Regions from separate parts of the Homo sapiens genome. Here region 1 is linked to region 2. The links are chromatin loops, found by intact Hi-C in ENCODE. Cell type or tissue: mucosa of descending colon. All regions are shown on one strand. Links, peaks and the distances in the headings refer to the core of each region. The heading gives the core; the rest is flanking DNA. Region 1 overlaps CDKL1 (cyclin dependent kinase like 1). Region 2 has its middle 7.8 kb from the start of CDKL1.

Region 1 (2,922 bases), core at 238-2,737, 62 kb before region 2:
AATCCCTGGGGAGGGTCTGGGGGGGGGGGGGGGGTTATTTGGCTTAGAATTTAAAGTTCCCTGGGCACAGCGGCTCACACTTGTAATCCCAGCACTTTGGGAGGCCGAGGTAGGTGGTTTGCTTCAGCCCAGGAGTTCGAGACCAGCCTGGGCAATGTGGTGAAACCCCGTCTCTACAAAAAAAATACAAAACTTAGCCAGGTGTGGTGGCTCATGCCTGTAGTCCCAGCAATTCAGGAGGCTGAGGTGGGAGGATCACCTGAACTGGGGAGGTCGAGACTGTGGTGGGCTGTGACTGTGCCACTGCACTCCAGCCTGGGCAACAGAGTGAGACCCTGTCTCAAAAAAAAAAAAAAAAAGTTCCCCAGGTGATTCTAATCTGCCTCCAAGGTTGAAAGCCACTATTCTAAAGTAGCACTTCTGAAAAGTATTTTAGCAAGAAATGGTAGAAATCAGGGAGGTAAGATACTTTTTAATAACTACTTTACTGTGGTATAATTTATGGATAGCATACATAGGTAAACCATTGTATTATCTACACATTTTCGGTAATTACAAAATTATAATTTATAGCACACTTATGCCCTAAATATACAAGTACTATCTTGTATACTTCTAGAGCATTTAGATCCTTTGTTGTATCAAGAACTTTTTCATTTTTTATACTTAACAAAAGAAAATGTCAATACTCACTCAAAAGCCGAGCAAATCCAAAGTCACAAAGCTTAATCACGGAATGTTTCGTGATGAGGATATTTTCTGGCTTCACGTCTCTATGTATGCACTAGTGTAACAAATCAAAACAAAAACAATATTAAGGCTGAACTATATATGGGATAAATGAAACACATGACTATTTAGCAAATATTGGATAAATCATTTAAATCTCTCCTTGGCCTGTTGGACAACAGCAAAAGAGCAGCCTAAAATAAATCTAGTACCATGCCTGTCAGAGCCTGAATCATCCCAAATTCCTAAAAGGCCCAAAAGAGCCAAGAAGAGTGAAAGGAAAATGAAAGTAGGGTAGCCGGTCTTAGCAGAGAAAAATACAGGACACCCAGTTAAATTTGAATTTCAGATAAACAAATAATTTTTTTAGGATAATACATCCCATGAAGCACTTGGGATGTACTTATACTAAAAGTTATGCTTGTTTATCTGAAATTCAAATTTAACAGGGTGTCCTGTATTTAATCTGACAGTTTTAGGTGAAAGGGAAAATGTTGAAAGGTCCGGGTGAGGCTGCATCATGGTTGCAGGAGCTGCAAATTGGTGCATAAGCAGAATTCACAATTCAGTTGTTTAACTGTGAACAGAACACAGTCAGCCTCGTAAACAGGACAAGCCCTGGGCCTGCTGAGATAAGCTGGGAAGAGAAGGGTGGCAACCACAGCTTGCCAAGAGATTTCCCTTCCAGCTCTGACATTCATCCGGACAAGATAAACAAGAGTAGGCAGCAGCCCTCACCCTCTGGGGAGAGTCGCTAGATGTCAGCTCTGTCCCACACACAAGTGCTCTGAGAGCTGCAGCCACCCCTCGAGATGCGGCCCCCCCTCCAGAATTTAGACTCAAATCACCTGTGGTTTCCAGCCCACAGCCAACATTCTTAAACAGGGTGATCTTAGAGAAAAGAACGTTTGAGAATCTTCACATGATTTTCTCATTAAATGACAATTTCTTTGGCAAAGAACAAATCAACAACCTAATTAAGAGTTACTTTTTTTTTTTTTTTTTTTGAGTTGGGTCAAAATACTGCTCAGGGTCCCTAATAATCTTCCTCTTTCCCAAGTGTTTTCCTCTTAGGAGGAGAATGCTAGATCGTTTGCAACCTGAGAGACCCTCTTTGGCCTGCAGCCTGAAACCCTGGGGTTATTCTTAAGAATCTGGAGAGGACTTGGGTTCTTCTTGGGCATGACCAGTTCTCACTCCAAAGGACCTTCAGGATGAGAGATCAGTGTCAATGTTTCCCCATGGGTATTTATTATTCTGGAAAATTTGGGGTAAATAAAACAACTTTGGGATTTTATTATAATCGATCTGGTTCTTAGCAATTAACATCCTGAGATCTCTATTCTTTTTACCACTGGCTTCACATATTGCTATAAATGGGTACACCATGAATATCATGATGACATATGGTCAGAAGTACTTGTAAGCAAGCATGTGCTCCTATTCTGTTCTGGGAATTCTTTACAAGTTTCTGCACCCACCCCCATCAGCACATGGAGCCAAACAGGGTGTCTGGGGCTCTCCAGGGAACTGTGGTATGCATTATATTTGTTTTTAGCATCCCAGATCTGCCCTACCAGGGTCTTGGTGCAGTCTCTCTTGCTCCCCCATCCTAAAACCTGCTCTTGAAAGAGTGGTAAGTCATAGTAACTAACAATATGGGTGTCCACTCTCCCCTGTGTATTACAAGGATTATAGCCTTTAGCTAGTTGGAGGCTCCTCAGGGAGAAGTGCTGTCTACTCTCATACTTCCTCCTTCCGGGAATGCAGCATCAGGAAAAATCATTTGGAACAATATAAAGAAGGAGATTTAGCCCTACCACCTAAATTGACCCTGGCAGTTGAGTAAGATAAAACATTGCAGTGAAATTGCACTCATGGCCAAAACGAAGCTCTAACTTTGGAATCTGGTTTCTATGCACAGTGGGCAGTATTGTATTGGATGGGGCAGCAGGCTTCCCAGCATCTGTGAAGTCACGTCACCTGGGCAATAGTCTACTATGCCTCTACCAGCCGCCTGTGGCCAGGAGTGTCACAGGCTTTCGATAGGTTGCTTGGTTCGAGACTCGACACTCATATCTCACCAAAGCAGACACTGGCACTTTGCACTGGGTTTGGGGTTCCACCTACTGCAACTGACATACTGCAGCTAAGCAGGCATGAATCACCTGGGGTTTTCCCCAATTTCATAGC
Region 2 (2,922 bases), core at 276-2,775:
TGGTTGCTAAACATCCTTAATCATAAGGCCATCTATGAACATTTCTGCACTATCATGACTTTGGCATCATTATATTCTAGAGAAAAGCCCTGCAAAGTGTACATTTTTGAGATCGAATAAATAGGAAAGAACATTAATTACTTTCTGAATTTAGCTTAAAGCTGTAACACAGAATCAGCAGTTTGGAAAGCCAACTTTTCCTGCTGACATGTGTCAGACACCATGCTGGGCACTGGAGACTCAGAAGCCACTTTGTCAAGATGAAACACTGTGTTTCCTTGCAGAGCAAACTCTCCTGCCTCCCCCCAAGAGGGGTTCCTCCATGGAGGAAACTAGATAGGAGGACTTGGAGGGCTGGTGTTTACATTGTACTTTTTGTTTTTCAAAACACTTCACAAGGGTCTGTGAAGGAGAGAAGGCACATCTGGCATTTGAGGAAACAGATACAGAAAATTTAAATGACTCATTCAGAGTCCAAAAGCAAATCTGTGACAACAAACAGGCCTAGAACCTGGGTCTCAATTTCAAGTTGTATTCTTCTCACACTACTGTACTGTTGGCTTCAAATTAGGTAGCTCTAATTATGGTTAAAGAAATATAAATCTACCTTATGGGAACCCAATATTAAAACAGACATAAAATAAAGTATGACAAAATGGGGAAGAAGAGAGGAAAGGGCAAGAAGTATGAATTATTTGCATTTAAAAATATTTCTCGCTTTACATAAAATAGATTTCATACAGATTATCTTAGAAATGCATCCATTTCTTTTTTTTTCTTTGAAATGCTTCCATTATATTTTCTTGTGGTAAAAAACACATAACATTAAATGTACTACCTTTTTTTTTTTTTTAGACATGAAGTCTCACTATGTTGCCCAGGCTGAAGTGCAATGGCTATTCACAGGCATGATCATAGTTCACTACAGTAATTTTTTTTTTTTTTTGAGACAGAGTCTCGCTCTGTTGCCCAGGCTAGAGGGCAGTGACCTGATCTTGGCTCACTGCAACCTTCACCCCCAGGGTTCAAGCGATTCTCCTGCCTCTCAGCCTCTTGAGTAACTGGGATTACAGGCGGCCTCAACCACCGCCCAGCTAATTTTTTGTATTTTTAGTAGAGACGGGATTTCACCATGTTGGCCAGGCTGGTCTCAAACTCCTGACCTCAGGTGATCCACCTGCCTCAGCCTCCCAAAGTGCTGGGATTACAGGCATGAGCCACTGTGTCCGGCTTATGGTCTTGAACTCCTAGGTTCAAGTGATCCTCCCATCTCAGCCCCCTGAATAGTTGGGACTATAGGCACGTACCACTGCACCAGGCACAAAATTTACTGTCTTAACCATTTTTAAGTGTATAGTTTCATAGTTTAAGTACATTCACATTGTTGTACACAGATCTCTAGAACTTTTTCATCTCGCAAGAGTGGAATTCTATCCACTAAATAGGAATTCCCTCTCCCCTTAGCTCTTGGTTACTCTAACCCTAACCTTCATACTTTCTGTTTCTATGATTTTCATGACTTTAGATACTTCATGTGAATGAAATCATATGGTACTTGTCCTTTGGTGACCGGCTTAATTCTCTTAGCATAATGTCCTCAAGGTTCATTCATGTTGCAGCATGTGACAGGATTTCCTTCTTTTTAAGGCTGCTTAATATTCCATTGTGTGTAGACACTGCATTTTCTTTTTTTTTTTTTTTTGAGATGGAGTCTCGCTCTGTCGCCCAGGCTGAAGTACCGTGGCGCGATCTCGGCTCACTGCAAGCTCTGCCTCCCGGGTTCACACCATTCTCCTGCTTCAGCCTCTCGAGTAGCTGGGACTACAGGTGCCCGCCACCACGCCTGGCTAATTTTTTGTATTTTTAGTAGAGACAGGGTTTCACCGTGTTAGCTAGGATGGTCTCGATCTTCTGACCTCATGATCCACCCGCCTCAGCCTCCCAAAGTGCCGGGATTACAGGCGTGAGCCACCACGCCCAGCCACATTTTCTTTCTTCATTCATCTGTGGATGGACATTTGGGTTGCTTCCACCTCTGCAAGGTTTGGCTTTGAATTCTTCTGGGTATATACCCAGAAGTGGACTTGTTGGATGATATGGTGAACATATTTTAAATGTTCTAAGGAACTGCCATACTGTTTTCCACTGTGACTGCACCATTTCACATTCCCACCAACAGTATACAAGGGTTCTAACTTTGCATCCTTGCCACCACTTGTTATTTTTGGTTCTCCTGATAGTGGCCATCCTGATGGATGTGAGGTGATAGTCTATTGAGGTTGTGATTTGCACTTTCCTAATGATTAGTAATGCTGAACATTTTTTCATGTGCTTATTGGCCATTCGTATATCTTCTTTGGAGAAATGTCTATTCAAGTTTGTTGCCCATTTCTTCACTGGGTTATTTGGTTATGTTTTTGTTGTTATTGAGTTGTAGAAGTTCCTAATATACCCTGCACATTAATCTCTTATCAGATATATGGTTTACAATTACTTTCTCCTGTAGGCTGCCTTTTCATTCAGTTGACTGATTCCTTTGACTCACAGATGTTTTTAAGTTTGATGTCCTATTTGTCTATTTTTTCTTTCATTGCCTATGCCTTTGGTATCATATCCAAGAAATCATGGCCAAATCCAATGTCCTGAAGCTTTTCTCCTGTTTTCTTCTGGAAGTTTAATAATTGAAGATCTTACATTAGTGCTTTGTTTGATAATTGGAGATCTTGCATTTAGGTCTTTAGATCTTACATGAAGGGCTTACATGTTGGCCATTTTGGCTTACTTTCTGTATATGATGTAAGATAATGTTCCAACTTTTGCATGTGGATATCCAGTCTTCTTAACACCAGTTGTTGAAGAGCATGTTCTTTCCCCATTTTGTAGTCTTGGCATTATTGTCAAAAATTATTTGTCCAGATGCAA

What was found. Peaks named below come from ENCODE experiments on the same cell type or tissue, not always from the same donor. Only the 100,000 strongest peaks of a DNase experiment are listed, where the experiment ranks them.
Region 1: it touches region 2 in a loop (2.0-fold over the local background); 39 of 110 quality-filtered maps call a loop at or near these places.

What each region holds. Positions count from the first base shown.
Region 1 is chr14:50,341,439-50,344,360 of GRCh38, forward strand. CDKL1 (cyclin dependent kinase like 1) reads right to left here. Exons shown (of 10, transcript NM_004196.7): 5 at 694-784. Among named protein-coding and RNA genes, the nearest start is that of DMAC2L, 31 kb to the left of the region's middle. In mucosa of descending colon, for the core only: no CTCF peak of the experiment used is centred there; a DNase peak (open chromatin) is centred at 1,408.
Region 2 is chr14:50,403,224-50,406,145 of GRCh38, forward strand. No RefSeq gene overlaps it. Among named protein-coding and RNA genes, the nearest start is that of CDKL1, 7.8 kb to the left of the region's middle. In mucosa of descending colon, for the core only: no CTCF peak of the experiment used is centred there; no DNase peak of the experiment used is centred there.